2 separate regions of the Homo sapiens genome follow, and region 2 is linked to region 1. A link is an interaction called in ENCODE POLR2A ChIA-PET data of the cell type or tissue named here. Cell type or tissue: IMR-90. All regions are shown on one strand.

Region 1 (5,000 bases):
GTGGTGTATGCCTGTAATCCCAGCAACTTGGGAGGCTAAGGCAGGAAAATCACTTGAACCCAGGAGACGGAGGTTGCAGTCAGCCAAGATCGCACCATTCCACTCCAGCCTGGGCAACAACAGTGAAGCTCCATCTCAAAAAAAAAAAAAAAAAAAACAGATGTAATGCATGAGAAATAATCATGAATAATTATTTCACTAAGGTACAAATTTTAAATACAAAGGTATTTACTTTTCATTTGTATAATTCGTATACACATTCGTCTTCCAGTGTGGGACATCAACACTGTAGTTAATGAGAACAATAAAAATAATATAGCTAAAATATGTTTTTCTTCATTTTTAAATTTATAATATGAAGTTATTTTATTTTACTAAAAAAATTCACATATATATTTCAGAGGGCCATATGGAGTTATTAAAGTCCTAACCCCCAATGAGAATTATTCTTTATTTACATAATCACTAATGATGGTGAATTTTCTTATGCTAACTAGAAACTTTAAAATTCAAATTGCTTTAATTTGAATTTTGTATTTTCTTATTATTTTAACTCTTCTGGAAAATACTTCCAATTGAGTATTAGAATTCCTATACATTGAATTAAAATGATTATCTGGTGAACACTTACTAAGTGCAAGGCACTATGCTAAAAGCTGTGCAGATGAGATTGAATCAGACAGCCCTTTTGCTCAAGGAAGTCATTGACTCATAAGGTCTTCAGTAAAAAATATTATAGAGGATGAATAAATCAGGATATCCTTTGATAGATTCAGTTGAAGGTATAACTATAATGCATGTTTTTCAGGCATGTCCTTATATTACTCTCAAGTACGAAAAGCTGTAGACAACATTTTAAGGCACCTTGATAAAGAAGTAGGAAGGTGTATGATGCTGACTAATGTACAGATGTTAAACAAAGAACCGGAAGACATGATCACGTGAGTACAGTAAAGACTAAGTTATCAGTGAAAGATTAACCAGAAAACACAAGTAGAGAGTATTCTCATTTATTCTGTATTTTGTTTTCATCTTCTTAGGGTTCTAAAAAGTAGTAAAGATAGTTAAAAAAAAACCTTCACAGTATTTGATTAACTATAAAAATAAGGTCATATCTGTGATTGATCTATTTTATTTATATCTCAAGTATCACTAGGTCAGTAAGTTAGAAAATGAGGACCATGACCCACTAGTCCATGTTTTTCAGAAATGGCATTTTGTTCCCAGGCACCATCACAACTCATGTGACATAGTGACATCCCAAATTTACAGACATTCCATCTTTATACATCTCGTGACAGTTCCTACTTCATAGTTTCTGTGTGATTGTATCACAGACTGCATCACAGAAAGCATTTTAAGAAAGCATGCGTAGCTTCAAATGTATTCAAATCAAGTATTCTTATTCAAAATCTGAAGATCTAGATTGACAATTAGAACTTGCATTTGCTGTTTTTGTTTAACTATGGCAGGAACTAGGATTAAGTTATAATTCTATATTTTAAGAAAGTTTGGACTGTGTTGTTGGGCTATGAATTAAATTACATTTGATAGCTGTGGCATAATTTCCAAAAATATAATTAGGTAAATTTCTTCTGTCATCCATCATTTTCAACTGCAAATATAAGAATTAATCTGAAGATTGTTACCTATATAGAGAGATTCATATTGTGGTGTGCATTTTTTTTTGTGATAGTAACATGTGCTCGTGATTAAAGCAAAGGCAAAAATGCAGAATTATTTAAAATATGTATTTGGTAGAATCTAAAGTTAAAATAAAAGCCTCCTCAGAGCCTCACATGAAATCTGCAGCCGTTTCTTGGATCAATGTGATTCCTTCCAGACCTTTCCTTATGTCAATACAAATGTATGTGTATACATACCTCCTTTTCCCCACAAAAGTGGGATAATACAATGCATATTATCCTGCAGCTCACCAATTACTCGATTTAAATAGTATGAGATGATGTTGCTTTAGACTTTTCAACCGAAATAATAGCAGAATTTATATTGACCAAGATTAATAACGTTAAAAATATTATCTACAGTTCTAGTTCTTACCTCACAAATTGCCAGATTATCAATAAACTTTCAACCTCATTTTTCCATACTTCTTGCATATATTAAAGCCATTTTCAATTTATAATGTAGAAGATATAAAAAATGCATTACGCCAGGCATGGTGGCTCACACCTGTAATCCCAGCACTTTGGGAGGCCAAGGCGGTCAGACCACTTGAGGTCAAGAGTTCAAGACCAGCCTGGCCAACATGGCGAAACCCCATCTTTACTAATAATACAAAAATTAGCCGGGCATGGTGGCGTGCACCTGTAATCCCAGCTACTCGGGAGGCTGAGGCAGGAGAATTGCTTGAACCCGGGAGGCAGAGATTGCAGTGAGCCAAGATTGCACCACTGCATTCCAGCCTGGGCGACAGTGAAACTGTTCCAAAAACAAACAAAAAGAAATGCATATAGCTGTTTCCTCAAAAAAAAAAAAAAAAAAAAAAAAAGAGCTTTAAAGGACAACCATATTCGTAATCAATAGGCATCATAAGATAGGTTCAGGACAAAAACATTATATTCAAAATCATAAAAAGGTACATGTTTAAATGTAAACATTTTATTTATGTTTTAATCAATGTTCAAACTTTTTCTAAGGTTCTTCTTTACTTTTTCCTATTCAAACATCTTAAGACCTCCAGATAGGGCTAGAAATATTTTTCGTGCTAGAATTCAAGGCAGATTCCTAAATAACTCATTGCATCATTTCTTAAAAAAAAAAAATAAGGAAGAAGAGAAATGTTAGGGAATCATATAAGCATTTAGGAGAAGAGGGTGGAGGCCCACACAACACTAATGGAACAGTCATTGGAGTTGATATTTGAAGCTGGGCCACCACTTTCCCAGGCCCTACGCAGGGTAAGAACTTGAACATTGAACATTCTGTGTTGCTCAGTCTTTATTCCATATCCCTTTTGTGGTTCATGCTAGTACAAAAAAAGAAAGAAAGGAAGAAAGAAAATAACAAGTAAAGAATAATAAATAATAATTTTAACATCTGTTAATATATTTTCTTAATTATATAATTTTGGGGATTTATATGCTTCCCATAAAAGGCCAGACAGCAAAGACTGCAGTAGTAAGAGGAAATCATGCAGCAATTAGTTTCTAATCTAGGCTTGTTTTATCATCTTGGAAGTCTGGCAGAGTTCGCCCTTACACTTCAGGCCAGGCAAGGTCATCCATTTTCCGACAGATATAAAAATAATCCCAGCTGTTAAAAACATCTGGTGAGCAAACTAGTAGAACTGTTTAAACTACTCACTGTGTTACAAATGAACAATTAGAAGAGATCTCTAGGCTCTAACACTGTACAGCTATTGAGGATATCTGAAAACATTTCTTTCCTTGGCTGATTGGAAAGCCCTGTGCAACTGCTTCCTCTTCTCCAGGGTCCTCAACAGCTCGTGCAAAAGCTCTATGGATGACAAAAGTCATAAGATTATTAAGAAAATAATCTTATGACTGCCCACAAAAGCAGATTATTTTGGAAGACAACATATTATGTGTTTTATTTTTCATATAAACAATTTTTTATTAATTCTTAACAAACTTGTAAAAGCACAATAAAAGGTAATGTCACAGAGCAAAATTGCTGCTTGATTATGATCTTTAGATTACACAGAGGATTGATTCTGCTAGTTGCATTTCTATTCTGACTACAGTTACTGTTCCAAAAAGGAATTATTTTTATGCTATTTTGCATTTTCATTATTGTGCTTGTGTCCTTGGATCACATTAATTTGGTACTGATTCTATATTTATGCTCAGAAGACTAAGTCATCAGACTTTAGATATGCTGTTATATATTATCACTTGGGTCATTTGAAAGATTTTGGTGGGTAGTTTATTCCATAAAGGTTACAGATAAAATAAGTGGTTAAAAATCTAACAGTTACCTATTAAAACAACTAAAAATTGAAATAACACAAAATATATATTTCTCCTTCACATTTTCCAACAGAATGCAGAAGGCATTAATTATCATTAAACATTCATATTCTCAAGAAATTAATTAAAAATAGAGAAGGAAATCTCCATAGAGGTGAGGCCCATCGGTATCACTTTAAAAGTCAGAAATGGGTGCACAACTATATACATTTCAGAATTTTACTTATTTTGAAAGATTTATTTTGGAAGCACTTAAATTTTTAAAAACAGGACAAAGAGCTCTAGGGGAGAAGCATAACTCATCAGGGAGAGAAGCTGCTAGATATCACAATTACAAAAGGCACCATTCCATATATATATACTCCATTTTTAAATGCTGAATGAAATACATTTCTTCATGTGGATGTACTTAGCCATTTCTGTGATTCTGGTATTTTAAATGCAACTGGACTAGACCCAACTAAAGGGCAAATTCAAGGCAAAATACTATTGATATCAGCATTTTTCTTTTCAGATATATACCTCTGTCTTACATTTAAATTACTTAAAGTTTTATTAGAACTGGTCAAGCTACAAAGGGCATAAACATTTGAGAGTAATATGGAGCTAACACCAGGCTGTGACTCAGAAGGCATGGATTCTAGTCTTTGTTCATGCACTTAATTCATTTTGTTTTTATTTTCACAGCTTTTTGACCTATTTTAAAATTTTGTCTTCTAATTCTAGGGGTGAGAGAAAGCCAAAAATAGATCTTTTCAGGACCTGTGTTGCTGCTATTCCTCGACTGCTTCCTGATGGGATGTCAAAACTTGAACTTATTGACTTACTGGCTAGGTAGGTGAGAATATTATTTGGCCAAAATTAATTTCGATCCTTTGTTGTGACTCCTGAAAAAAAAATAGAATGGTAGTTTACAATTAACAAATATTTACCAAATGAGGTACTGGGTATGGGCAGGAAAAAACAAATTTTTAAAAATTATTTTTCCCATATTCAAGGGGTTTAAAATCCAACTTAGAAGCAAATACGTAAGCACGTAAGGTCGCT
Region 2 (5,000 bases), 200 kb before region 1:
AACAGTAGACTTGGCCTAAATATGCTTGTGGAGCAGCTGGGGGCCTGCATCTGTCATGGGTAAAATACTTTACTCATTTGTGGGAAGTGGGTCCCCTTTTGTAGGTTGTCAGGGCTCAATTTAGTCCCTGAAAAAGATGTCACCCTATTATTTTATGTGGTCCTCAGCTTAAAAAGGTGTCTAACTGTAAGTACTACACCTCTAAAGAGAGATGTTAGAAATAATCACTGCCTTGGAAAAAAGATTCTAATAAAGCAAATTTTAAAAACAAATACAAAGCCAAATTTCTCCTAAGCACAAGAGTTTGAATATGTAGAAGGTCATTTTATTTGTTTTTTGTTTGTTTTGTTGAGTAGTAGAAGGAAAAGATCATATGACTTCATATAACCCACATGGCATCTGGGAGCACTTTGCTCTTAAAATTTAAGTAGATTGGTCAAGCTTCCATTCCATACATAGTCTCAGGCTCAATCCAAAGATTTTTATAACTTTTCAGGGACATGGGTCCTTGTGCTTAAGTTTCTGCTCCTGTGAATGTTTTGTTTGTTTGTTTTTCCTTTTTTGGTCGTTTATGATTTTTTTTCCCGGATATTGTCTCTATTCTGTACTGTGTGTGGGTTCAGAAATGAAGTTCACCTTCTTGCCTTGATTTCTGCAAATAAAAACTCAACCCAATCATAAAAGCCTCTGTATGTGTAGTGGATTCTACTGGATGTCTGGAGAGACAAAAAGAATTCCAGAAGTAGATATTCATTCAGCACAAACAACTTTGATTTAACAGCAGAGGGCCCTATTCTTGAAAAGCCCTCTCAACCACCCTCCCCTTCAAGATTTCTTAAAGCGTGTTCTACCAGTATTCAACCTCTGGCCATCAAGATGGCTCTTTTTTCCTTCTCTTCCATCTTTCCTTTCAAATTTCTTTTTACCGTAATGTCCCCAGAATTTTATTTTCTTCTTCCTCGATCATATAGAGCATATCTGCTCTTTCCAGCCTTACTCCCAAGCCCTTCTTCAGACCTATCATTGCACATCTGAAACCAATCAAGGTACCCCTCATAAACCAAAGGACCACCTGAGACTGCTCCCTTTCAGCCCATGGTTATCATAAGGGTCCATGAGAACCATCTGCAAATCTTGTTAAAATTTCAGATGCTGGTTTATCAGGTTTGGGGTTGGCTGAGGAATATGTATTTTTAATAGTCATGATTTGATTCTGTTAGAGGGATCTTCAGCTTATTCTTTGAGAAACTCTGTAGTCTAACAAGACTCATCCTCTGCAGAAGGCAGTTGGAGTCCAGAGAGCATTTTTTTTCTCTTTTGCATATACGGTAAACCTTAGTCCAAACAGAGCCCTGGAAAATATGCATGGTGATTGGAGTTAAACATCCCTGCATCATCCTGTTGCTCAGACTATCTTGCTTACCAAAGACCATGCTCTTTTTAGAAGCTCTATCAATTAAAACTTTGGTACACTCATCAGGAAGGGATAAGACTCATATTTCTCCTGTCTTAAGAGGATTTCTCTTGCTATGAAAATGGTTGTATTCACTTGAACAGGCACAGTGACTGGTTTAGTTAAGGGACATAGAAGATAAAACTTGTTTGGGGACAACCCAGGGAACTTAAAGGATCAGTGAGCAAGACTATCTTGTTAGCAGAGTTCCACATTATTTTATATTTTTATTAATTAATAGTTTGTGATAAGTTCATATGTTAATTTGAGTAACAGCATTACTCAATGAGGGTAGCTTTTTTGCAACTCATTTTACATTATAGCTTTGTCCTTTTTGAAAAATAATTTAATTACAAAAAATCAGAAAACTGATTGGAGGGTGATTATCAAGTGTATAAATTATCCATACTATGAATTGATAAATTTCCTTATATAAATGCATTTTAAATTATTCATTTTATAAAAATGAGATGTATGCTTTTCAGGAAGATATCAACTCTTGTGTGAATAAATAAATATCTGTATTATTCCTAAGAAGTTTACTGTCTTTTGGCACGCTTCTGTCATTTTTCTGTCTTAATTATTAGCTCTTTGAATAGAAGAGCTAAGTTTTCTATTTTTTTCCTTTCCTTGACACATGTATCCAGTGATTTCTGCCCACAGTGGGTGCTCAGGAAATGCTGATGCCCTTCATCCCCATAACTATGTTATATTCTCCTCCTTCCATTAATAGTGTGTGAATCTAACTAATAATTTACCCACCTAGTGTGCCCTGGATTCTTCCTTCTAAAGTGGGATAAAAATAATAGCTGATCCCAGGAATGTCTACCATCCTAAAGACTCCTGGAGTCTAGAACTGCATTCCTGAAGTAGTTCTCTCATCCACTGGTAGATTTTCTGTAACAATCTGCCTTTTTTTTTTTTTTTTCTTGATAGTGTCTCTCTCATGTTTAAGCTTTTTTCGGAATCAAGCCCACATTCTTCAGCACGGCATTGAAGACTCAGGAGCCCTCCCAGTCTGGCCCCATGCACAGATGGAAGGCTTTCTTTCCTGGTCCTTATCCTTCTCTGCACAATACTCCAGTCACACCACACCATGGACTGCTCTCTGACCCTCATGGCATTCCAGTGGCGTTATGCTCTCATACAGCCTTCCTCATTTGCCCACCTTGCTTGTCTCTGACTCATATTCTATTCCAAGGCTAAGCTCAAATGTCATCATATCTCTCAAACTGTCCCTCACACTCCCACCCCCACATGATTTAGTTGTATTCTGCCTTTTGTTCCACAGGTCTTTGTACATCATGGTATTATGGTGTTTAAGTCTGTACATATGTATTTGTATTGCCATCCCCAACCCAGGCTCCAAGCCTTCTGAAGGTAGAAAACTGTATCACATAAATGAAGAATGAATGAATGAATGAATGAGTAAATATTTAGCCTATCTGTCTGAACTGCCTGCTCTGTCTTAGCCATTGGAAACATGCTTAGAACTAAATCATTTTCTAAGAAACAATAGTCTTCCTTAGTATTAATTTTATATTATTTTTCTCTCTTCTCTCCAAGCCCTTATCACTTGGATTCTTGCTATTTTACTTTTGCTTTAAGATATCCCTGTTGTCTTATTAACTACTTTGAGTCCTACACAGATTTATGTAAGTGAGAAATATACAATATCCTATGTACCTCACCTGAGCTAAATAAAATCATTTTCCATCAAAGGAAGCATCACTGTTTTCACTTCTCTTTTCCTTACTATATTTTGGATAAAGATGATGTAGGCTTTTCATGCGCCAATCAAGTTGCATAATGTTTTTGAGTCAGTATTATTTACCAATTTATCTTGCTTCTGCATATATTGTTGGCTATGATTATATGACAGTTTCTCTTGTCTAACACACATTTACAAAATCAAAATTTTCTAATTCTCTTTAGTTTTGCTGGTGTCATTATGTATGCCATAGTTGCAAAATTGTGTTTTGTGCAACAATATAGAAGAATAAAATACAAAGGATGAAAAGAGACTCAACAAGGAGAGATAATCTTAAACTTGTCATAAAATAAAAGTGAATTTCCTAAAATTATTAATATGGTGACAAGTATATACAAATTTTGCATTAAATAATTGGGTGTAAATTCTTAACCCTAAGAAAGCTTATTGAACGATGGCTTTTTGATGTATGGAATGGATTGTTTACCAAATGAAGCAACATAACAGATATCTCTGGAATAACCAGCTTTACAGCTGACAGCAAACTCCTTAGGCCAAAGACTTTACATGTTTGGCACATTGTACTTATTGTACATCAGTGCTGTTTAAATATTTAATAGCAGTTGCTCCCATACCTATTCCTGGCTGGTCTAGCCTTCCTGACTTGTCATGTTCGTAATCAAATATGTATTTCTACATTAATCATTTGGGGTGTGGTGCCACTTTTAATCCCAGGTGGGATGATGCCATCTTCTGAAGGCTTGGTTGTGCTCTGGGTGACTAGAATAAAGATAATTAGCTATGAATATCAAACATTACTTTTTCTTTTTCTTATTTAAAAATATGTTCCTTTTTAGAGATAGATTCTTTGCGGAGTGAGTGTATTTTTTTCTAAAGATGAAGTAGTCACTGTTTTTGAAAATACTCTAGGACCTGGGCTTCATCATCCAGGCTTTATAACTAATGACGTGACCTGACCTCTCTGGTCAGTTTGGTTATCTGTAAAGAAATCCTCCTGGGCTAATTGCAAATGTTTCCAGCCCCAGAGTTTTAGTGTTATTGCCTATTTCCAGTTGTAATATTTGTGCTTATTTACTTAGAAGAAATAAATTAGTTTACTTTTAATTTTTACTGGGGAATGTAAAAAAAAAGTGCTCCTACTTAAATGTTTAATCTGTTTTGTGATTTATTTCTTTAAGGGGAATTTACCCAATATTCATTATATAGAAAAAGAGTCATGGCAACATATGAGAACTCCAAAGCATATACATATAGAATAACCTAGCTATTTAATTATGTAAATTTTAAAAGAAAAACAAAATGTAGTGATAGAAAAGAACAAAATCTCTTGGATCTGGAGAACAAAAGACTACTAATTGTGTGAACTGTGACCCTTGGGTTCTTTATCAATTAAACAGGAATCTTTCTGTTTACCAGAGAACAAGAAATGAGATAAAGACATGAAGATCCATTGTGACTGTGGACACTACGATAGGGGAAAAGTTTCTTTTTAAAAAAATTTTAATTGTTGTGGGTACATAGTATATGTTTATATTTATGGGGTATATGAGATGTTTTGATATGGGCATACAATGTGTAATAATCACATCAGGGTAAATGAGGTATCTTTCACCTCAAACATTTATCCTTTGTGTTATAAACAATCCAGTTATACTCTTTTAGTTATTTTTAAACACACAATTGAATTACTATTGACTGTAGTCACACTGTCATGCTATCAAATACTAGATATTTTTGTGTAAAGATAGTGCTAACAGACTGATGCTTTGTTTTCTGGCAAGGGGAGTGCCTTCATCTTCATCCACTCACACTTTC

Evidence for each region. Peaks named below come from ENCODE experiments on the same cell type or tissue, not always from the same donor. Only the 100,000 strongest peaks of a DNase experiment are listed, where the experiment ranks them.
Region 2: POLR2A ChIA-PET joins it to region 1 with 6 read pairs; 2 of 35 experiments call an interaction of 5 or more read pairs at or near these places.

The regions. Positions count from the first base shown.
Region 1 is chr13:32,156,465-32,161,464 of GRCh38, forward strand. It overlaps FRY (FRY microtubule binding protein), which reads left to right. Exons shown (of 61, transcript NM_023037.3): 16 at 809-941; 17 at 4,680-4,787. Among named protein-coding and RNA genes, the nearest start is that of FRY, 130 kb to the left of the region's middle. In IMR-90, no CTCF peak of the experiment used is centred here; no DNase peak of the experiment used is centred here; H3K27ac peaks cover 370 bases.
Region 2 is chr13:31,960,565-31,965,564 of GRCh38, forward strand. No RefSeq gene overlaps it. Among named protein-coding and RNA genes, the nearest start is that of FRY-AS1, 69 kb to the right of the region's middle. In IMR-90, no CTCF peak of the experiment used is centred here; no DNase peak of the experiment used is centred here; H3K27ac peaks cover 106 bases.